2 separate regions of the Mus musculus genome follow, and region 2 is linked to region 1. Evidence: chromatin loops called from intact Hi-C (ENCODE). Cell type or tissue: heart. All regions are shown on one strand. Links, peaks and the distances in the headings refer to the core of each region. The heading gives the core; the rest is flanking DNA. Region 1 overlaps Gm40305 (a long non-coding RNA gene). Region 2 overlaps Stim2 (stromal interaction molecule 2).

Evidence for each region. Hi-C counts contacts between places; a loop is a spot of excess contacts. Peaks named below come from ENCODE experiments on the same cell type or tissue, not always from the same donor. Only the 100,000 strongest peaks of a DNase experiment are listed, where the experiment ranks them.
Region 2: a loop joins it to region 1, with 2.0 times the contacts of the local background. A loop is called at or near these places in 2 of 42 quality-filtered maps.

What each region holds. Positions count from the first base shown.
Region 1 is chr5:53,939,119-53,955,453 of GRCm38, reverse strand. Gm40305 (a long non-coding RNA gene) reads right to left here. Exons shown (of 3, transcript XR_868426.1): 3 at 4,461-5,639. Among named protein-coding and RNA genes, the nearest start is that of Gm40305, 20 kb to the right of the region's middle. In heart, for the core only: no CTCF peak of the experiment used is centred there; DNase peaks (open chromatin) are centred at 5,053, 6,713 and 7,453; H3K27ac peaks cover 676 bases; H3K27me3 peaks cover 928 bases.
Region 2 is chr5:54,093,119-54,101,118 of GRCm38, reverse strand. All of the region lies in intron 3 of Stim2 (stromal interaction molecule 2), which reads right to left. Among named protein-coding and RNA genes, the nearest start is that of Stim2, 99 kb to the right of the region's middle. In heart, for the core only: no CTCF peak of the experiment used is centred there; a DNase peak (open chromatin) is centred at 78; H3K27ac peaks cover 903 bases.

The DNA of each region.
Region 1 (16,335 bases), core at 3,416-11,415:
GCTTCTTCTAGCTTGCTCAGCCTGCTTTAAAATAGAACCCAGGACTTCCAGCTCAGGGATGGCACCACCCACAATGGGCCCTCCCACCCTTGATCACTAATTGAGAAAATGCCTCACAGCTGGATCTTATGGAGGCATTTCCTCAAGGGAGGCTCCTAACTCCAGCTTGTGTCAAGTTGATACACAAAACCAGCCAGTACATTGATACATACTCACACGTAAACTCTCACATATCCCCCACCTAAAACACCCTACGTACATGTACATACACACACTCACACACCTAAGCACACATGCACATAATTTTCCTATGCAAGATAAATCATGAAGTACCTGTCTTTCTCAAACTATCTTATTTTGCTAGTTCCCTCTATTTTCTGACAAATGTCACACTTTCCTTTTATCTTTATAGCTGAATAAAATTTCATTGTGTACATGAACCACATTTTCTTTATTCATTCATCTATTGATGGACGTCTAGGACGCCTCCATTTCCTGGCAAAAGCCCTTTCTCCATGGACCACACTGGGACTCAGCGCCTGTCTACACAAATTCAACGCAGAGGCTGGATGCATAGAAACCTAAGGAGAATGGTCCCAGCTCACGTGCAGGAAACAGACTTCCCTGTCCTCTGTTAAATACCAGGAGATCCTCTGGACACTGAAAGCACAACTCTAAAAACAAGTAGATCCCAGAACTGATGGTGCTTACAGTTCAATGGAGCAAACACCATAGCCAGATGAGCTCTGCACTGGCCTAGCTAGGTTGGGTTAGAAAGTTAAGTTAGAGAGGTGGGGTTAGAACGGAGATGAAAGCAATGCGGGGAAAACAAAAGGAATGAGAGTTGCTGTTTCCACTTGCGGGTGTGGGAGCAGAGGTGGACAGAGGACCATAGCATCCTCCTTGTGCAAGAAATTAAATTTGACTACAGAAAAAAGTCATGCAGGTATGTGAGACGGGCGGAAAGCATTCCAGGTAGAGGGAAGGGAAGACAGAGAGCCTCTGAGTCATGACGCGTTTGGAAGTCTGAGGAGCAGCAAGAGGGCAGGGCAGGAGAGTTGGAGCTGAGTGATTGAGGCCGAGAGGTGTGTCTGATAAAATTAGAGGTGTCTGGGAAGCAGACTGGGTAAACCAGTGTAGCTAGGAGTCCCTGTAAGGAGCCAAGCACTCTGTGAGACTAGACACCACCAGAGGCAAAGGTGCGACAGGACCTCATTTCCAGGCTAACCCTGAAGGATCTTATGACTGCAGCATCCGGGTCTAGATGAGGAGACTTTCTGTCTCCCACCTAGGTCATGCCTGGTACCTGGAGCCTCCAGGCCTGCTGGGTTGGAAGAATATGTGTGCATTCAGTGAAGAAAGCAAGTTGCTCACAAACACAAGGAGGAAACTAGTTACTGCCGACACAAGAGGCCAGCTGGTTACTGCAGACACAAGAGGCCAGCTAGTTATTGCAGGTCTCTAGGGCCTTGTTGCCAGTGGGTGTGTGAGGAGGCCACACCCTGGCTCTGCCTGTCTAGTTTGTCTGCCTACCATTGACATCTGCCCAGACACCATAGCTACTTACTCTCCTAGATGGGCTGTGTGCAAGTGACCTAGAGCCTGGAGCCTCACCTACCACATCTGTGTCCAACATCCGGGAGGGGGATGCTTTCCTGCAGGACTTAGCCTTGAGGTAACTTACTCACCTTCTAGCTTGCTTTTCTATACAATAGAGATGATTTTTTAGAAACTTAAAATGCTGTCAAGGTGACCTTCCTCTTCTCTAAGGTGAAATCAGCTGATATAGCATGATTTGTGAGTATTTTAAGGTTCTAAGTGCTCAGGGGCCCCTGATCGTAAATACACATTTTTTTTGTTTTATCATCATCATCATCATTATTATTAACCATTAATATTTTCCAAGTGGTTCTTATGAACTGTAAAGTTTAAGAGACTTTGTCCTTGACCTCTCTGGTAATGCAAAGCTGTGTGTATGCATTTACTTGTACACACACATTTATGGAAATTACACATGACTCAGGCAGAGAGGAATTCAAAGACCACAGCCAGCTGAGCTTAGCTGTTTTGACTCAACAATGTATCATTGAGATAATCCTGCCTCTCCCTCTTTTTTTTTTCTTTACTGGGTATTTTATTTATTCACATTTCAAATGTTATCCCCTTTCCCAGTTTCCCCTCCAGAGACCCCCTATCTCATTCTCCCTCCCCCTGCTTCTATGAGGTGCTCACCCACCCACCCACTCCTGTCTCCCAGCCCTGGCATTCCCCTACACTGGGGCATCGAGCCTTCCCAGAACCAAGGGCCTCTCCTCCCATTGATGTCCGACAAGGCCATTCTCTGATACGTATGCGGCTGGAGCCATGGATCAACTCTTTGGTTGGTGGTTTTAGTTCCTGGGAGCTCTGGGTGCCTCTGCCTCTTAAACGGTTCCTTGCTATGCAACTCCAGGGAAGGACAAACAGCAGGTTTCGCTGTCCCCAGTGGTGGCCATTTGTGCTGTCTTCCATTATTTCCAGCTGGTTTGAGATCTCACCCTGTTTGCTCTGCAGCCGTGTATCCTTGGCCAACTGATGTAACTTCCTAATGACGTGTTTCCACCCCCTTCTTCCCTTCAAGAAGACTATTAACACTCTCTACATGGTGGCGGTAGTGAAACTTGAGTGTTTTTCTCCGAAGAAAAAGTGACCAACATACAATCAGTGGTTAACTAATAGTTGACTGTCAATCATATTCTGACTAATCTCTTACTTTGAGGTCTCAAAATATGGTCTTCTGATAGAAGCCCCTCTCATTTGAGCTCGGATGATGCAGGGGTGTGGCTTGTGGGGTGGAGGATCTGTGGTATTTGAGCGATGCTTGGCTTTGCAAGAATGAGACACAATGTGGCTCTTTTTATGGCTGCTGAGGGCCGTGATGCAAAGAGCATATTTTTATTGGCTTCGGAGGACGTTTCTTGACAGAGTATTGAACTCTTTTCCTTCCTGCTTTTATTTTTAGTATAATTTCAGATATGGAAAAGCTACTGAAATAGTATGGCTATTTTACTATGTATCAAGTGTTAACATTTACTAACTTTGTTTTACCCCCTTGCAGATACATATCACACATCTTGCTTCTGAACCTTTTGAGAAGCCCATTGCCATTTACGTGGCAAGTCCTCCAAAGTCCTGTATCAGGAAGTGTCACTATCCCAGGCAAGCTAAAAGGATTAGTCACTTTGGTGGTGTATCACTGTGCTGAAAACAACAACAAAATATGACTAATGGTCAAAGTCTGGACATTAACTTTGATACATGTTTTTCAGTCAATAGGTCTATTCTAGATTTTGGCAAGTTTTTCACTAATGTCCTTTATAAGCATAGAATCTTAGATGCATGAATCTGTGTTTTCTAGCCTGTTCTTTTCCATTCTGGCCCAGTCCCCCAATGCTTATTTTTCATATCATGGGTACTTGCAGAGAGAATGGGTCTAACATTATCTTCAGTGTTCTCAGCCTGTGGTTGCTTGGTGGTTTTTCTGATTGGATCCAGAGTACTTAGCTTTAGCAAAGAAATCGCAGTCCCATATGTACTAGGGTCAGTTTTTATCATTGTCAAGTAAATAAATAGCTTTGATCACTTGTTTGGGGGGATTCAGTCCTATAGTGGCTTTGCAAAATTGGTTTCTTCTTTGCAGTCAATAGGTGTGTAGTGGGAAGTTATTAGTATTTGGAGATTAATAAATACCCCGTTTCTCATTAGTTTCCCTCACCTGTATCACTATCAACTACTGACTTTTGCTTAAAACAGTTATTTTTTTTTTCTGATGAGTTAGTCAGTGATTGAATATTCTTTTTTTGAAAATAATTGACCGAGGAGTCTTTACTAGAAGAAACACAAGGGTTTATGGAGAAGACCAGCAACTTGAAGCTAATTATAGCACAATGCAATGAGTGCTTTATTAAAACAAACAAGCTACTAGCTTCTGGATAACTCTAGCACAACACCTGCCTTTGTAGACGAGGTTTTACTAGAACACAGTCATGCCCAGGTGCTGACTTCCCTGGTGCCCGTGACTGGCTACTTTTGTACTGTGGAGTTAGTTAGCAAGTTTTAACTAAAGTACATGACCCCACAACATCTAATGTAATTATCTACTTAACTTTTGAAAAAAAAAAAAGTGGGCTTAACCTGGATAAAAGTACCATGGATCCTGATCAGCTCTGTTTAATTCACATGGAGAGTCCTTGGAAAAAGGGATAATATCAAGTCCAAGTAATAACAGGTTTCTATATATACTACAGAGGAGAGTCATGTCTTCTCTTCCTTAAGGACCATAAACTCCTTGGAAAGATGAGGCAGAAGGACTGTCCTGAATTTAAATGTAACCTGGACTACATAGTAAATACCAGGCCAACCAGAGATATATAGAAAGAGTTTGTCTTGAAGAAGAAACAAACAAATAAAACCACATCAAGTAAGCAAGGAAAGAGATAGATTTTTTTTTAAATAAAAGGTATAACTACACATTAACAAGAATCAAGGAAACTATACCGAGTCATAATAACTAAAAACAATTATTACAATTAGCCTTATCTAATTTGTATTTCAAAATAATGCCAAAACATGGTAAAAAAAATTCTTTCAATACATCACATTCAATATAAACAAAACTCCAGGGATGAAAAGAATTTGAGCAACTCTCCAAATTTTGTAGCCTAAAACACAAAAATCTGTCTTGGCATTGGGTTTGGTGACTGCAAACAATAAATGTTATTGGGAGGCGAAGCATGTCAATTATTCATTTACATGTGAAAGCCCTTTTATTTCCAGAATGTATCTGCTTTCCTAAATCTCATCCACCTCCACACCTTGCAGCATTAGACCACACTGCTCAGAAAGCTGTATTTTGTGATAGGAAGAGGGAGTTCTGGAAAATCAATTAGGAACTCAAAAGTAACTTAATCTTGTTGATTGTTCTCTTGTGTGAGACACACCCATGCACTGCTTGGACCCGAGGGCCAGACTTACGTGATTCAAGTAGAGGGGACTGTGAAATGTCTGGGCGTTGGGAAGCCCGTGACTTGAAAGCAGACAGTGCAGTCTAAACACAGCCCAGAGTGTGGAAGGGAAGCAAGGCCAGATGCTAACACGCTGTGAGGGATTCGAAAGCCAAAGCAGCAAAGCTGCTGTCTCAGACACACCCAAGAGGGCGAGGGAAACTAACACAGGCATCCAAGGACCACAGCATCTCCAAATGGGCAAGCACAAAGCAGTGAAGCCCTCCTGAAGCCCAGCTGGGCATCCCAGTCATCTTGTTGACCACTTGGGTTTCAGCACAGAGTGTCAGTACACTTGGCTTTAAACAATGCTTATTCCCCTTTAGAGTCAGAGTAGGCTATCTGGGATAACTGCAGAGTGGGCTTTCCTTTAGAGCTTTCGCATTCCTTTATAGTTTCTAGGGCATTTTCACATATACCCATCGGCTTCGTCATTGCAGCATGCTCTGAAAAAGGCAAGACTGGCCTCTTCTTCCAGATAGGACAACTATGGACTAGAACACGAAGTGACTCTCCAAAGGCAGCCAGTCTTTAAAGGCATGTCTCTTGAACCCAGCCCAGTGCACTTCAAGGGCTTGAGCGCAGATTCATCAACTCCTATTGAGAGCAAAGTGATAGAGTACAGATGCAGAAGGAGCTAGAGAGGACCCTGGACAATCAGATGTGGTCATGCATGGCTAACCATCCTCCAACTTTCATAAAACTGCAACATCCTAAAAAATGTCTACTGCTATAATTAATTTGAAAATACTATATATAGACTCAGCCCATTAATCTGTTGTGTGTCTTACCTGTTCTGGAATTCAGAGTATTTTTTTTAATTCTAGAATGATACAATGTCTAACAGTGTACTTAAAGTTTCTGTTATCTTCTCATCAGGGTATAGAGGTAAAACCCTGTAATAAAACACACTGGTATTTTGGTTACAACAGATATGTAAAAATAATTACTTGGAGATAAATATTGACTCTAAATAAAGTCCCATTATTTCAGGTCAGTGTTTGCTGCCACGTGAATTTTGATGCTAAAGTTGTCCCGTAAATTGGCTTTAGAGCTTTTAGGATGCTGGGATTGGGGGTGAGGGATGTTTGAGCAGTGTTTGAACCTTCTAGGACTGTGTAGTCTTTTGTGGCCATCTTCCTGAATGCTGGCCATTCTAAACGCTTATTTTACTAACCGTTTTTTACATAGACAGAATTTTATCCATTCCTGAATTCTATAAAAATGAGAATTTACCTTCTAAAGTTTTCAAAATGTATGAGTCAAAAGATAGAAGAATGGGATACTTCACTTTATAACAGGCCTCTGTCCTGGAAATGAGTCACCAAGGGTTCTTTTAGAGCCAGCGTCCTGGTGGTGAGGGTTTGGCTTTGGGAACAGAAAGGTGGAGCTGCCCTTTTCCTGAGTAGCTGTGAATGCTCTGGAAAGCACACCCCGAAAGTGAAGAGGGCACCTCTGGGTCTTCACCCTCTGAGGTGTGGAACTAGTACCTCTGTGACTTAGCCAGCTATGGCTTCTTGGAAGTCAACGAGGACCTTTGGTAGCAGTTCCACTGGCAAGCGTCCTCACTCTGTAAAGCTCTGAAAACTCCAGTTCTCAGAAGGACTTAACAGGAAGCCTCGCCCAGTAGCAGAGGAAGCTGAGGAAGGAAGGAAAGATGGCAGGGCTGGGGGAGGGGCAGCAGTCTAAACAATGAATGAAGTCATGGCCTTGGAACTCTATGTGGTCAACGACACACCCCACTTGTGTGCCCCACTGGTCCAGAAGCTCAGTACAGCATCTTCTCTCTTGCTGGCCTGGCTCACTTCATTCTCAGGTTGGCCTAGAAATGTCCTCAGGGTCCTTGTCACTGGAGACTTCCTTTCCCTGTTCCTCTACACCTCCTCCAGTCTTTCTACTTAGCTTTCACCTCCTTCGTGACCTTCAAAAAAAAAAATCATTGCTTGTCTCTTCCTTAGGAAGTAACTGCTGTCATCTTCCCACGCCATCAACCCACGAAGTAGTTTACAATTTCCTCAGAATATCCACTGTATTTTATTCCTTAAGCAGGACCCTTTTATTCCTTCTACAGAATTAAATGGTTTTTTTTATTTACTAGATTGTTTTATCTATCAATCAAGCACTTATTCAAAACAAAAACAAAAACTGCCCTGTGTGTACAATGCTGTGTTGGGAATTTGTGGATAAATAAGGAAGTTTCTGTATTCAGGAGTTTACAATCCAGTGGAAGAAAAACGGGCACCATCAAAACAGGATTCACACCTCTCAGTTTTGGTGTCTGATTGTTGAAAGGTGGTCAGGGAAGACAGAAACCTTTAAGACGAGTGAGAGGCAGATGAATGTATGGCGGGTGGGTGAAGGCTATTCCCAGCAGAGAGAACAGCATGGCAGAGGGCCAGAAACTTGACGAGCAGACAGTGTTCCAAGAACTGCCTATAATTGAGTGTGGCTGGTGGATAGAAAGAAGGCAAATCAGAGGGTTCTGGGGAAGGGGAGGGGGAACGGACTGTGAACAGAGGCCTTGAGCATCAAGGGTTTTAATGGCCCTTGCAAAGGAATTCAGTCAGTTTAAGATTCCTGTGGGGCCTGTTTGGAAGGGGCTGTCATTCAGGCCGGAGGCTTCTTGGTTTGAGTTCTCACACAGCACAGTCTGAGACAGAGTGTCCTAGGCAGGTGGTTTCATTAGGAAGTGATCCTGGGACAAGCTGTCAGAGCCGTGCCTGCTATGGTTTGGGTGTGCACCTTCCTTATGCAAAGGTATATAACATCCCTGGGAGGTGCTGTGGGCCTTTAAGAAGCAGTGCCTCGTGGGAGGTCCTTAAGTCGTTGAAGGTGTGGGCTGTGAAACCTCATTCTTTTCTTCTTTTTCTGGCTCACTGACATGCTGTCATGATCTCCTGCTATCTATGTCTGGAAACTTCAGTAGAGGCTCAAAATAATTGGGTTGCCCAAGCATCGATTTGAGCCTCAAAAACTCAGGGCTAAACATGCTTTCATTTCTTCATTAGTATGTGTTAGGTATTTGTTGTGTCACTACAGACATGGCTAGTGGAGTGGGGGGTAGCGGTAGGTCAGGAAGTGATTCAGGATCAGGAGGGCTGGCAACTCAAGATATACCAGCAAGTAGCTTGTTGCTGTGAGGAGCTCAAGTCAGACCTCTGGAGAACTGTAGAAGTGCTTTGGACTCATCCTCGCCAGAATCAAAATGGCCCAGGAATCACTCACCAGGTCCCCTCCACTTTCCATTGAAAGCTGTTCTTTTGGGCCTGCCCTGTGTGACACACTCAGGAGAAAACCCCCTCAGACCATCATAGATGCTTGAAGAAGCCTTGGCTGGTGATAGGGATGTGGGCAGGACCTGAGCGTCTGCTACATATCTGGTTCTGCAGACAGGAGCTCATGGAGGGTTTAGGATCTTCACTATTGTAATGAGTCAGGGAAGGAAAGACGTGGTTACACTTCAGGGGATGACGGAAGAGAATGTGATGAAGGGAAGATTCACGGAGGTGTGGGTAGGCTGGCAGAGCCACAAGGAACAGGGGGTGCCCCTTACGTTAACACCAGTGGGAGGCCAGTCAGCTGCTGCTGCTATGCTGCCCCATCGGAAGAGGCGGTGCCCCACCTTCTCCCTACTCAGGTGGGGCAACTCTGCGGCTGGTCCTGTTTTCCAGAGCTCTGAGCCCGGCTGCTCCTCTACGCAAATTCATGCCCATCTGTATGCCTTGTGATGTTACCCTCCTTTCTCCTAACCCACCTCCCCACTCCCCTGCACCATCCTTCCCAGCATCACCTCCCAGTTAACCTACTTGGTGCACAAAGGTGAGCACTGCACTGGAGTCAAGAGAAAGAGGTTGCTCAATAAGGGTGTCACTTAGATAGAAAACTGCAGCGCTGCCAAGTTACAGCTTGGGTGGCAGGAAGCTGAAGGCAAAAAAACACTCTGTGCCTTTTCTTGTCCAGTTCCTCAGCCTTGGGTACTAAGAGCCAGAGGACAAGGAAGCCCCAGGACATGCTTGGTCCAAGAGAAGCATCTCCTGGGGCACTGAGGAGGGAGAGACGGGGAAGACAGTTGGCAATGCCCTTCTTTCACACTAGAGTGTGTCTTTGTAACCTCCCCATCTCCAGACATGTGCCAGAAAACACAACTTCATGAATGCACCAAGTTACTCAACAGCACCTTCTGTCTGTGGGTTTTTAATCACTCAGTCTTCACTGGCCTCAACATAGCTGGATCATACGGGCAGAGAAGGTGTTGATAGCCATTCTCTACTGAGCCAGGGCCTGAACCTTATCTGCCTTCGCAATCAAAGTCAAGTGTTCACTTCAGAACATCATGTGTTCCCAACAGACAGAAAGGGATTGCTACTGGGCAATGAGTGAGTCATTCAGGTCACCCTAATATCTTTATAATAGTTCAGATTATAAATTATTATCAATTTATGAATTATAAATTATTTGCAGCCAGAAATCAAATGCTTGATTTCCACAGATCATGCTTAGCCTTAAATTTCTTAATTTGACAATGACCAGAGTTAATGTGAGACTCTAAATGGGACCTAAGGTGAGAACATCTTACCTCATTAGCCAGAAGTTCACACCAGTCTCTACGGGGAGAAGGAGGCTGACGCAAATCAAATTGTTGAGTCCCAACTGCACATATGCTAGCATTTCACAGCCAGACAGATCAGGGTTATCTTGTGAAAGCTTACACAGCTTGATAGGGTGGACCCAGGAATGGCATATATGTCACAGTGACTCATGTCACCATCTTTTGTTTCAATATAGGTTTCTGATAGAGCACTGCCCAGAAAGTCACACTATGTATGTCAAGAAACACAACAGAAGTGATAAGCATCCTTAGAGGGATCATTTCAGAGCCTTCACAGTGTGAGGATGCTTCTTGCAGTGCTATGACATCTGCCCTACTGTCACCAGCGGGCTCTTGGGTGATGGCACCTGGCATCAGCAGCTGGCTTGTGAGCCCTTGTTCACTGCACAACCTTGGGGAAGTTGATCAAGCCCCTATAACTCAGTTTCCCCATCACCAAATTGGAGTGAATGGTCACTCTCAGGGTATAATAAGCACGGAATGAAATCAATGGTGCCAGGAATGGAGTAGAAGTTCGGTAAAAACCAAATGTGACCATTTGTTTTGGTCTGCATCACCCCTGTCCACCTGATAGTTTTGTTGAAAAATGCCCTCAACCCATAGCTTGCCACACCAAATACAGGGTTCACCAGGGGAGGTCAAGCAGTATGGGAAGAGAACAGAGGCGAGAAGGAGATGGGGCAGGGAGGGGTGCTGCAGCAGCTGGGTGCTTTTTGTGCCTTGAATGAATGGCACTACATGTGGATAGGACCAAATGAACTGGCCAGACAAGTGGCATGTTGAGGGTGCAGAGTCTTGACAAAAGCATAATTTCCTCTGTGGTTTCTCTAAGCTATTTTTGCCTTTGCCAAATGACCCCCTTGGGAAGAAGAGCTCTCTTTCTGTCTCTCTGTCTCTCCCTCACTCCCAGCTTCTCTCCAAAGTTTGAGAGGGGAAGTAAGTTTCCCAGGAGAGGGTGGGGCAGGAGATGGGGCACATTGTGAGCCCAGCAGCAGAGAGTCAGGCACTTGGAATCTTCCAGACAATAGATGGCATGATATGAGTTTGGTTATGAAAGAATGTCCTTTCTCCTGGGCAGAGGACACCGTCTTGGTGGCAGGTGATGGCTCTTGGGTCATGTTGAGCTCGAGTTGGTCTGTGGCAAGGTGGTTGCTTTCTAAGTTCTAAGGTGATGGTGGGGAGACCTCTGAGTCCCAATTCCCTCCTGAGAGAGCCCTGTCTTGAACAACCCCAAAAATAAAGATGTTCACACTGTCCTGGGGGTTCAGAATGCTTGGAAAGGTATCTGATCACTTCCTTATTTATTCTCCCTCACTAACTCAGAAACTCATTCTTTCAAAAGTTCTAAACAAGTGAAATATAAATTCAAATGGTTCCGAGAGTTGGTCTCTCTCTCTGCAGGCTGCTCCCAGGACAGCTCTCCCACAGCTCTCCCTAGCTTCTGGCTTTACAGAGACCATCTCTGTGACTCCTTGGCTCAAAGCTGCACAATTCAGTCTCCGCCTCTTTCATCCCAGGTCTCTTTTCTTTGTGACTGTGTCTGTACTGTGTCTCATATGGTCTTCTAGAAGACCTGATTTGATTCCACATGGCCTCATCTTAGTTGTATCTGCAGAAGCTCCTCCCAAGGACACACGTCGAGTCTATGAGGACATGCGTCTGGTGGGAGCAGTGCTACTGAATTCAGTACAGGTGACTTCTTTATGCGAGGCTGCCTTACACAAAGATGAGTAAGACCCCCACCGTCTCAGTTTCCAGAGGAGATGTACCCATGAATAAACGGCTGTGATTCCACAAGATAAATATGTGCTAACATCATACATCGATATGGTCCTTACCAAATGCCTGGCACTATTTAAAGCAATGTACATATAATCCTCTTAGCAACCCAGGACACTCCTGTCATTATCCCCACAACTGGGTTCTGGGGAGGCGAGCACAAGAAACCATTGGGGAGGGGGTGGTCCCAGAGTTCCATCTTTGGCAGCAGAAGTTGTGCCTGCCTCTCTGAGGAGCTGGCATCCGGGGAGAGGACAGCAACTGTGCCGAGGCTGGGAGCATGCAGGGTGAAGACAGGGTTCCAGGCAGAAGCAAGGCCTATGCCAATGCTGAGTCAGCCAAAAGCTGCACATGCTTTCAAACGGTGAAATCTCTGAGCTCAGGGAAGGCTGCTGGGAGCCAGATAAGGTCAGGGACGGAGGGCCCTTTGGCCCACACTGAGCAACGGGAATCTGTTACTTCTAAACATCTCAACCTTGTAATCATGGGACCTGGGGTTTGATGCGTTCCTTCCAAGGTCTCTGGCTGCAGATGGAGGACGAGGTAAAGAGCGAATAGCAGTGGCTTTGGTCAGAGGTGGGGCTTAGGGTGTTGCTGGTGGCACCTGTCAATGGATGTAAAGAAATCGAAGAAAAAGAAATGACAACCACTTTGTGTCTGAGGGGCAGATGGGTGCGTATCCGTCCCTGGGATACATGGAACATGGCCTGGGTAGAACTGTGGCAAAAGGAAAGGAGAAGCATCCCTGCTGGGCATCCAGTGGTTTCAGGAGCCAAAGTAGCCTTGGAAGAGTGTTCTTCTAGTTGGTGTTACATGGGAATACAGGATCCAGACCTAGCTGCTCGGTTGAAAGCCCTAGGCAGCATGTTCCCAAATACACAGTCCTGAGCTTTGTCTAGTCCTGAGCTTTGTGTGATTATTTCACACAAGAGTGTCCACTAACTTATTGTTCTAATAGGATGGACTCCGATAAAGTAGTAATAGCTCACATTTCTAATGCCATTCCTACGCCAGCACTTTGCCTTGTTTTTTTTTTAAGCCTCTTAAAAATTCTGTGAAGTAGGCACGTCAGTATTTATAGGTAGAAACACAAAAGACTCAGACAAGCCCAGTGAATTGCTAGAATCTGGTAACCAGTACTGACCTTGGCAAGAAACAACCATGGCCTACAGCCTGAAGCCATAATTGGATGCTACCGAGCCCCCGGGCCATGAAGCTCTCTTGCCTCCTTCCAACCTTGCATTTGTCTCCTTACTGTGGAGGGCAAGCTTCAGGAAAGCCACCATCTGCCTCTGACCTCTGTTTGTGCCAGTCCAACTCCAACTTGCTTAAGTAGTTAAATCAACTTTACATTCCCCCACCACCACCCTTCAACCTTTCTAAACAAAAATAATCCTTGCCTTCTGGGCTGTGTCTGCAGCTTCCCACACGTTTGAGAGCTCTGTGCAAGGTGCCCGGGATGAGTGTGGGCACCGTGGAGCTGACAGATCACTGATGTCTGGTGGAGGAAGAAGAGGAGGCCCTCAGCCTGGTTCCTTTTCCACTGCTGCTGGGCCACCCACCTGGGCTCTGCAGCCTTGCTCTGCATGGTTTTTCTGGGTTTGTCACAGTTAGGGCACCTGCACAGAAACGAGATGCCTGCTACTTGCTGTCTGAGTCCCTTGGCTGAGGTCTCCTTGCTTTAGAGGGTGTCCCACTTTCCTGATTGACTTCCAGATAGCAGTATAGGATATCACAGGCAACGGACCTTTAATAATAACAAACTTGCCGCTAGCTGCTTGTTTAGGAAAGAAATTATTACTATTCTGCTTCTTCACACCATTGAGTTAGATCCTTAGACCCTCAGAGACAGGTTCAGAGACTGAGGAATTGAAAACACTAAGTCAGCCTTCCCATTTAGTTGGAAAAAAAAAATCTGTCCTTACCGTCTTGTTTCCCCATCCCCTGTTCCCTTTGCTTACAATGTAGGTAGATCTTAGCACAGCAACAGGAGTGTTCAGAAATGATTGCAATTCAACACAGGGCATCTTTGCCTTATTCTCCTCACCCCAGCCATTCTCTCTTCTCCCTCTTCTGCCAGAGCCTGCCAAATTGCCAGAGCCACCCAGGAACAGACTTCCTCTCTAATCTGTCGCATCTGTTCACCCATCCTACTCTGAACTAATCCTCCAAGTGCACCGTTTGCCACAAATGGGCAGGAGACAACTGGGGTGAGAGCAAAGGGCGGGTGCACAGCTCCAGTCTCTCACGTGTTGTTCCCTTCTCATGGGCAGCAAGAGAGCCACCGCCGTTCCACCAGCAGAGTGACACTTAAGAACCCTTTAGTCACAGGGTCAGTTCCAAGTTCCCAGTTCACAGAGCCAGGACTTTGTCATCCATCCATTTGCGCACATCAATTTTACGCCCGTGACTTAGTTATATTTATCTGGGAATGGTTGAGATTCAAGCCATGGGAAAGCCAGGAGGCTTGCATGATATTTATGGTTCAGTAATTGCCTTATACTGTGGGGCCCAGGCTCAGAAGCCTGTCTTTCTGCGTTGTGAAGACAGAGAGGAATCTTTGCTGTGTATAAGAGCTGCTTGTCAGTTGTACTGGAATTCACTGTTACAAGCATTGATTTATTTCTTCTCCCCTGTAGAAGCCCCCTCCACACAGCCTTGGCACGAAAGGAACAGGTGAGAACTTATTACTAGTCTACTATAATCTAAATGTTAAAAATCCACCCCCAGCCCACAAACTGGGGACTCAACGGGAGTGTTCAGAAGGGATTGCAAAATCCAACATGCCCTGGGAGCTGGTATTTAAAACTGCTTCCTCTGCTAGGTGATTGGCTCCTGAAGCTGGAGCCCTGGTGAGTAGGATGAGAGCCCTTGTATGGTGAGGAGGAGACACAAGGTCTGCTGCTGTCTGCCACTTGAGGACATAGCATAAGGCTGACTTCTGCCACCCAGGCAGAACCTTGATCATGGACTACCAGCCTTTAGTTCTGTGGGAAATAAGCCACCCTGTTTAGGGTGATTTATCAGCTCTAGCTGACAAAAAATGTCCCACCTCTGATTTCCTCCATATTCATAGGATTATCAACATCAATACTCATCTAGAAAGATCATTTCATAATTGAGACAGAGACAGAGTACTTACAAGGCTCTTAATTTAGTTGCCCCACTTCCAAATTATTCCTTTTAGTGGCTGAATGTAACAAGGTGCAGTGGTGTCAACCTTCTCCAGGTTAGCACTGTTTCTAGTTTTTGCCACTATTACAAAACAGTACACATATCTTTGCTTTGAGGGAATGAGCCATCTGGGTCAAACCTTTATGCGTTTTAATCATAACAGATGTAGCCAACTTGCTTTCTAAAAGGAAATGTTCAAAAGCCCCCCCTTTTTTTCTTTTTCCATTTTTCCCTTCAGCAACAGGAATCATCGGTCTCTTGGATATTTCCCACTAGAGTAAATCGGAGTGAGCCGATGTATCATTAAGTGGTCCCTTCCTGAGTGTACATGAACCGAGTCTCTTCCTATATGTGTTGACACCACGGGTTTGGGTTTTAGATCCTTGGCTTGGTTTTTCTCCTGGTCTTTATGAATGGATTATTTGCTCTGTAAAAGTTTCTTGTGCTTGAGGCATACTCTCTCTGTGATCTCTGGGCTTCTCTTCTTATCTGTTAACTTAGTGTCTTAGCCTGTTCCAGAGGCTGTAACCAAAGAGCCCCTACTGGTAGCTTATAAATAACTAAAATGTGTTGGAGGCTGAGAAGTTCAAAGTCAAGCCGCCAGCAGAGTCAGTGTCTAGTGAGGGCCTGCCTGCTCTTCACAGGTACAACTGGACTTTTACAAAGTGGAAGGTGTAAATCGACTCTCCCAGGCCATTTCCCTGGGTCAAGTTAGATTTTACCATAAGCAGAAACAAAGTAGAAGAAACAAATCTTCAAAGCACAGAACTGAATTTTCCAGAGAGCTTTCTTTATGTTTATTGATCCTACTCTGCACATCTGCCCTTCTCTAGCTTCCAAATCAGAACCCTCTCAATCACCTTGGGCTTTGCATGTGTGTCCTAGTATAGTGTTGTGTAAGTGTTTGCATGTTTGTCTGTAGCTCACCTACAACTGATTGTGTTTGTTTGTTTGTTTGTTTTTTACTTGTGGGATAAGCTCTTAGAAGATGCTCAAATGAATGGACTTAGAACATATAAGAAAGGTCACATAATCGGAAAAAGAAGAAGAAGAAACCTGCATGGTCTCCCTCACATGCAGATCTTAGTCTATAATACATATGAAAACAATGTATATTCTCTATGTATATAATACATGTAAACAAGTATACCCGTGGGTACAGTATAAAATGTAGGAAGGAGAACAAGGAGGAATAATTGTTAGGTGATGAGAACAGGCTTGGTGCAGGTAGTGGACACTTGAGTGGCGTCATGAAAAAGGTTATAAAGCTAATTGTTTTTCTAATTTTAACTCTGACATGGATTTTGCATTTTTGGTGATGGATAAGCGTATAGAAATATATTCGATAAGGAAAGTATTAAATCCAATGTGAAGCTTCAGAGCTCCAGAGTGTCTATTCTAGTGTACAAAATTCATTAAAATGGACAGATTTTGGGTTTGCTTAATTTCGATATGTGATGGTTTTTATTGGCAAGTTCTGTATAATAAAGTTTTCGTACAATTTTAAAAAAATCAAAAAGATGTTCCACATTGTTACTCCTTCCTTATGAGGAAAAAAAAAAACACAAATGAAAAGTATTTGGAGGAAGATGCTGTGCCTCTTGACTTGGCCGTGATCCAAAAGCTCTGTAATCCTCTGCAGTGGTGGAGTTGCGCGCAGTGACATTCTTATCCACTGCTGGTGAGACCGTGACCCACTGCGATGACCCCCAGGGAGGGCAATCTGCCTGA
Region 2 (8,000 bases), core at 1-8,000, 150 kb before region 1:
TACACGAAGGCTTCTTCCTTCTGCGATGCATTACATGGAGAACTGCCCTGTCTGAATGCCAAGAAACCCACAGCACAGCTGCAGTGCACACACCCACACAAAACTCTCAGCCAGGAAAACAGGATAAGATTCTCTCTGCCTTTGGATTTTTCAATAGCAAAAAAACCAGTCTAAGCAACCCAACACATCAAGTTTCCAAGGAGACCAGATTCAAAGGAAGAAATGCAAAAAAGCGCACGAAACTGTCCAGTCCTAATACTACTCGACCTGAGTGGACAGCTGTGCTGGTCTAAAATAGCTTTGTTTGTAAAACCAATTCTCTTTTGAATGCATCTTTAAAACAATACCATCCTATCATAAGACAGAGTTACTTGAGGGAAAGAATTGGCTTTCCACTTGATGTCTGGGTTCCTTGCAAACAGCTTTTCTTCTCATTACCAGGACATGAGAAGTTTTGTATTAGCTCCCTCTGCTCCAAATACTCTGCTGGTCTTTCAACCCCTACGGTGGCTCCTTTTTATCCGTCCTCAAAGACCTGATATGAAACCGGTTTGAATCCTATCATCTTCTGTATTTTTGTTGAATCTTCCTTTCTTAGCTAAATTCAGTTCTTCATAAGAACTTTTTTCCCCACAGAATTTAATTAATTTCAATCATCTAGAAGAGAAGGAATTCTTTTAACATCTGCTTTTCCACTAAAGGATGTATAAGTTCCTTACTGAGCACTCATGCACAGTTTGCTGGGTGCCACTTAACTACTGAAGTAGATGAGACTTAAAGAGTGAGTACTGTTCAACCTAGGCTTGTTTGCATAGGAGATCCCCAGTGACAAAGAGCGACCTGAAGCCGCCCCATCCCTCTGCCTACCTGTCACTGACTTTGGAATTGCTTACCAAGTATTTTTGCTCAAAACTGTGCCAATTGCTATAGGCTGACATTTCGGTGATTTTCAGCACACTTGGGAATGGAAAGAGACCGTTGCCAAGAGGTGTACCTGAGTCACAGAGCCACCGTAGCTCTTTAACTCAGGCTAAGTTTTTGAATAAACAGAGTAATAAACTGAGCTACTTTAAAATTCTGTCTTTCTGATTCCGTTATAACAAAAAAGGGCTGTTGTCTAAAGCACTGTAAACTGAACAACCAGCCCGGAACATTTCATTACAGAATGCTGACAGGGAAGATCGAATTCTAAAAATGGCTAGGACACCAATAAAAACTGTTGCTAACATTAACTATGTACTACATACCAGATTTATGAATGTTATTTCATGTGGACACTGTAGCAGCTCTGAAAGCAGTACATTTATTCCCATGCTGAGCCTACAATTTTCTCAAGGTAGAACTCTTAATTAGGTATAAACAAATTAGTAAATGGCCACAGTAGGTTTCAGAGCAAGCTGTTTTTAGAATGGCAGACACTGCACGATCTGCAGCTTCTTAAAGATGCCCTGTGTCCTTGTGGACCCTAACACTCTTCAGCTGAGACTGGCTTTCCCTCTCTTTTCCATTTGCCTGCCTTGTCCTTACTCTCTCTGACTCAAACTAAGAACTCCTTCCTCTAAACATTCTCCCAATGCCCAGTTCAATATTGCATTGGTCTCCTTTGTATTCGTCATCATCTATACATGGATCAACCGTGAGACAAACCAATATACATGTGATGTGACTGTCCTCACAACCTGCCCTCTGATGATGAACACTAAGAGAAGAGGAACTTAATTTTTATTAAAGTGGTTTGCATTTATTTTGTGTGTGTGTACGTATTTATGTGTATAGATATGTGCAAATAAATGTGCACATGTATGTTGTAAGTGTGGAGGTAAAAGGACAATTTTCAAGAGTCAGTTATCTCCTTCTACCTGCAGGTTTCAAAAGTCAAACTCAGAGTTGGCAGCAATCCCCTTCCCCTGTTGAGGCATCTCATCTGCCCAGGACTTATTATTGTCATCCAGCTAATTAAGGAGGTTTTTTTTTCTAAATACACACTTACACATCCATTTCGACATGTACCCTTTAGCTACTGAGAAATGTAGCTGCTATCTCTAGATTCTATAAAGAGACACCTGGCCAAGAGATCATACATTTGATTACACATGTCTATCAACTGATAACTAGAATATGAACTCTGGTCCAAACCCATTGTACTATAGGTAGCTTTTGATTCAAAACACCACACTAACACTTGAGATATTTTCTCTTAGAAATTTAGTGCTAATAGCATACAAGTATAAAATGTTACCAACAAGTAGTCTACTGTAAGCAGCTGCCTAAGTGGACTTGCAGTTCTAGAGATGTCCGGGATACACAGGGGCTACACTAACGTTGGAAGTAGTAACATAAAAGCGCAGGAGAGTTATGCTAACTTTTCGTGATAGAAGATATGCCTGTAAGTTGGGAGAGGCCCTCTAACAACCTGAGGATAATATTTCAAAGAGCGAATAGTTCAGGGCTTCCGTGCTTCGTTTTGTTGAAGCAGTGTCTCTGTCCTGGAGCTTGCTATGAAGCTCAGGCTTGGCCTCATACTGCAGAAATGCACCTACCTCTGCCTCTGCAGTACTGGGTGGTAGGAAAGGGATGGTGAACAGAACCAGAGCTCCAGGAGAGGTAGCGGAGGGTACAGGATACAGTAGAAAGACAGCAGCTGGAGATTCAAAGCTTTTGGGGTTTTTTGCTAACAAGGCAATTTCTGCAACAGTAAATGTAGTTCCTCGGTTGAACAAAGAAAGACGCTGTGTTGCATCAGCCCCGCCTACACTCTACTCGCCAGCCCTACCACAATGTAACTATTTTGGAACAGAACTTGAAAAAGAGGAAAACTAGGTCTAAGAAGTGAAAGCTTTTGGAAAGCATGGGGTGCGAGAATGAGAGTTAAGAGATAGGAAGGGGTGGACACAGCCTTCAACAGAGAGGCCACCTCAGCCCCGAGAAACAGCCTTCTAAGAATGCCATGGGCCACGCTCAGGACACAGCAGCACACAGCTGGGCTACAGCTGGATCAAACGCCCTAGCTGGCAGGGATCTCTGCCCCTGAATTCTTACCTACCTACTGGTTCGACAAAATAGCACGACATCTAAGCTGTCTTATTTTGCTAACTACCTGCTAGAATGTCGTGCCTTACTATATCGTGGGCGTCCATACTACACGAGATACTATTATATTCCACTGTAAAATTATCATTTTAAGTATTCGATGAAGATGTAACAATTCTTCCTTTGAAAAGAATCAGTTCTGTTCTGAATTGTCTACTTGTGGTCCTGGAGTTGTAATAAAAAATAAGCAATACTACTCTCAGGGTATCTCATTTCAAAGGCGCACTGGAGAATCCTTGGTTGTAGAAAAGATCCCAGAGGCCTAGAACATAATGAAAGCACTAATTTACACATGTCAGCTGTCAGGAGTGAAGAGCATATTGTGCTTTTGTTCCATTCCCCGACTTAAGTATACCTGATACTTACAAATCAGTGTGAAATTCAAACTGTAAGAGAATATACTATACAAATCACTTGTTCCTGGCATCCATAAAAATCAATCTTATAAATCCTATAAATTTTACAAAGCCAATGCAGTCACTAGCCTTAGAACTTACATTAAATTACAGGCCTGAAAATAAAAAAGTTTCTAAAGTCTCATTTAAAATTTAAGATAAAATTTTAGTTAATATTAGCCCTCCAAATCTTAAAGATGTTCATAAATTCATCCAAACAGTAATAGAAAAATAACTTCTAATCATAAAGCATTTGTGTATGTAAAGATACAGTGACAATTTCCAATTAACTATGCTAAAAGATTTCTATGGTAACATACTTCCCATGTTGAATTCTCATGAAATTCATCAATACTATGGATATTAGTATGATATATTAAAACTATATACATATATATTATATCAAAAATGATATTATTGTGACTTTTGCCTTATACATCAGGAAGCTATGGATCAGACAGTTTAGTAATTCCCCAATTCATACTCCAAGTAGGTAGTGCATATGGAACCAAAATTGCTGTGGGTGTCAAAGCTCAAACTATTGACTGTCGTGATCTTCCTCCTTCCCGTACCTTTTTTCATTCTGAGAAAATCTCAAACTACAGCCAAGTTCACTGTTGGCTGCAGCAGAGCTTGACCAGAGTGGATATATAACTCTGCCTAGCTATTAGCTGTTGTTGCATAAACAGTTACAGGCTTATGTTCTCAGTGTCAAGAAACAACTGGCAGAAGAGTTACTGTAGACAAGTGCACTTCTGCCGTGATTAGCTAGGACAGTGGGTCAGTTCTGTAAAACTAACTACACTATCTTCAATTATAGCATGAAAACAACCCTATAAAATACCAACAGGTTGGTATAGACACAAGGGAGGAAAAATCACAATGTTATTTAACATTGTCCATTATAAAATGTTCAGTGCTCGCTGTTCTGACATTTTTATAAAAGTCTAAAGACATGATGGCCAATGTTTGAAACAGTAGCATGTTTACAAATATATTCTAAAACAATGTACCAATACAGAATTTATTAGAATTAAATTCAATTTCAAATGAAAGACTTTCAAGTTACAAAGCCTCAGGAGTTCTCATTACACTGGCAGATGTAACTTCTCACAGGAAACTTCAAATAACCTAAGCTGTAAAAAGGCAGGGCTCTGCTAATGAATCTTTAACCATTTTTTAAACTTTACTAAACATGAGAGAAAGCAACTCCTTGTATAGAGGTGAAGAAGCTGCAGGCCTGCTCATCTCTTCTCAGTTGGTTCCATGGACTATGTACACTCGTCACTTGTGACTGACACCATGACAACCAGCTGCCAGAGAAAGGTTTATCTTTAGAACAGGGCCAGAATGTGAGTTCATAGTTGCACGTCAATCAGCAAGACATGTCTCTGACATGGTCTAAACCCCTGCATCATGCTATATTTGGACAGCTAAAGCCATGCCCTGAACTTGGGAAGGTCAGGTATTAGTAGTTGTGCTAATACCTACCCTCGTGTATTCCTTGCCTTGTATCATGTAAGAACTTTGCAGAATTTTTAGAACTCAACATGATGTTAGCAAATGTCTGGATATTCAAAATTTAAAACTAAGCCGGGCCGTCTAAACTGAGATTTTAAAATTATGTAAAATTAAGTATATTACCAGTGGTTATGTCCATAAAAAATGGTGAAGAGCAATAAAGGCATAAAGAATTCAGAAAAAGTATAGAAATTATTCATTTAAATATGTCATATGAACATAAACAACTGGTTTTATTTTATCATCACAAATATAGGAACTAAAATACCATGCAAGAGAAGTTTAGAAATGTTTTCTTTAAAAAAAAAAAACTCAAAACAGCAATACACTCAATGACTACAAGAGAAAGAAATGTTTAATCAAGTTTTCTTAAACATCTCTGTGTGTGTCACAGAACAAATTTATGATCCTATGAAGAGAGTGGCTAAATTGTTTATGCATTTCCCCTCTGTATCCAGATTTCTTCTTTTAATACTGAATTGAGGCTATGGCAAGATGGCTTCACATTCAGCAACTTGCTCCTCTTGCAGCTGAGCAGGGTTCAGTTCCCAGCACCCATATCAGGTGGCTAACAGCTGCCATTCACGCCAGCTTCTGGGGATTTGCAGCCCTCTTCTGGCCTCCATAGACACTGACATGATGACTATCTTTTTTTCTTTAAAGACAATTTCATACCAAATCAGTCTCTTTAAAGATGGGTGCTGTTTCCTTTACCCAAATAATTTCAATATGTCAACCACTGTGAAGTACTTAAATAATGAGGAGTTGCCAGTACGTGAATACATGACAACCGATTCTGTTAAACTAGGAGGACAGGAAGAGGTCAGCGCTGAGTAATTGAGTGGCATTTCTAGATAAAGTAAATTTCTTCTAAAGTGTGGCTGTGTTTTGTAAAGTGATGAACATGCTATTTTCTAAAACATATTAAACAAATATATATATATATATCTAAGTAATATCTTTAGAATCTTTGGTTTTATTTTCTGCCACTTTTCTTTTAAAACTTAAAGTTATTTTTTAAAATATAGCTTCTTCAAGAAAACAGAAACAGCAGGTGGAGCTGGTGTGGTGGGTGGGAGGGCCCGGGCCTAGGAGGAGGCTGTGAGTGAGTGCATCTCCATCACCAAGCTGGTCAAGGACATACAGACCAAGTCCCTGGGGGAGATCATTTGATCTTCCAGCCCACTAAGAAACGTGAGATCGCTGACTTTTTCCAGGTAATGTCCCCAAAGGATTAGGTTGGGGCAGACCAGCAGACCAGGTTAAAGACTTTTGTCACTACTGAGGTGTGGCGGTTTGAGTGAAAATGGCCCCCATGGGCCATAGGGAATGGCACTATTAGGAGTTGTGGCCTTATTGGAGGAAGTGTATCTGGGGGTGGGCTTTGAAGTTTCAGATGCTCAGCTCAGGGTCCACTGTCACTCTTCTGTTGCCCTGTTGTTGGACTGGGATGAAGAACTCTCAGCTACTTCATCAGCACAGTGTTTGCCTGTGTGCAGCCATGCTTCCCGACAGAATGATAGTGAACCAAACCTTCACCTGTAAGCCAGCCCCAAATATAATGTTCCCTTTTTAAAGGCTGCTGTGGTCATGGTGTCTCTTCAGAGCAATAAAAACCCTAAGACATGGGGATTACAATGGTCATGCTGGTCTGAGTGTTAAGTGCCCCAAGAAGGTAGTCACTGCCATTCAAGGGTCCATCATCTTGGCCAAGCTTTCCACCGTCCCTGTGCGCAGAGACTGGGGGAACAAAAGTGGCAATTCCTCACTGTTCCACGCGAGGTGACGGCCACTGTGGTTGTGTGTTGGTGTGTCTTCTCCCTGCCACCACAGTCGCTGCCATTGTCTCTGCTCCCGTGCCCAAGAAGTTGCTGCTGATAGCTGGTATTGCTGACTACCACACATCAGCTGGGGGCCACAATGCCACCCTGGGCAACTTTGCTAAGGCCACCTTTGATGTCATCTCTAAGACTACAGCTACTTGAGTCCCAACCTCTGGAAAGATACCATGTTCACCAAGTCTCTTCATTCGAAATGCACTGACCGTCTTGGGAAGCCCCCAGCAGAATCTATGTTCAGACGCCCCAGGAGCCAGCTCTGGTTACCACATAGGGGCTTTATACAAGAAAAACAAAATGAATTAAGTCTGCTTAAAAAATTTAATATAGTCAACTTGGTATTTCTACATATAGCAAATATTTACCAGGCACATAGAAATTAATATTGGGTGCTGGATAAAATAAAATGCTAGAATACAAGCATTATCAAGACTAAGACTATTGTAGAACATGATATAATAAAATACATTCATTTTTGAGGGAGTCAAACACTCCCTTACCCCAGAAAAAAAGGCTCAATTAAAGAACACCTTTAAGAGCCAGTAAGTTAAGGAGCAGGAACAGTAAAATTGATTATTTTACCACTAGTTAATTTTACTCCCAAGTTAATTTTACTCTAAAAACTTCTGCCTGATCTTCAACTGAATCAATTTTTTCCTAGTACATTTAGTATTTTAAAATCTACTGGTTCATAATTATCATTAGCTACATTTACTTAATATGGAATGTTTTCTGACTTAAGTTTTGTTAGGTATATACAGCCATGGTTTAATGCTATTGTGGCAAAACAACTTTTAGGAAAAATCCCCTCAATTCTGAGTAGTGGCACAATGGATAATATTAAGTTACTAAACAGGCTTATTTACAGAGGGCCTTTGTCAAGGGCTAAAGAGTGAGTTACATAAGAAGGGCGCTCTGTGAATAAAGAGCCTCAGTAAAAGTAAATCCGCACTGAAGGACTCACTCACCCAAAGATGCTGAACACTGCCCTTTAAGGTTCCCTCCAAGTTCTCTCCACATCTCAATAATCTTTCTATTGCTCAGAAGTAGCCAAGTCCCAAAGTTACTACTGACCAGCGCCTGGCTGGTGTGGCATCGGGCTAGCAGCCTTGCAGAAGTCCACACTAGGCAGGGTCTGGAGTGTGGCAGCAGCAGT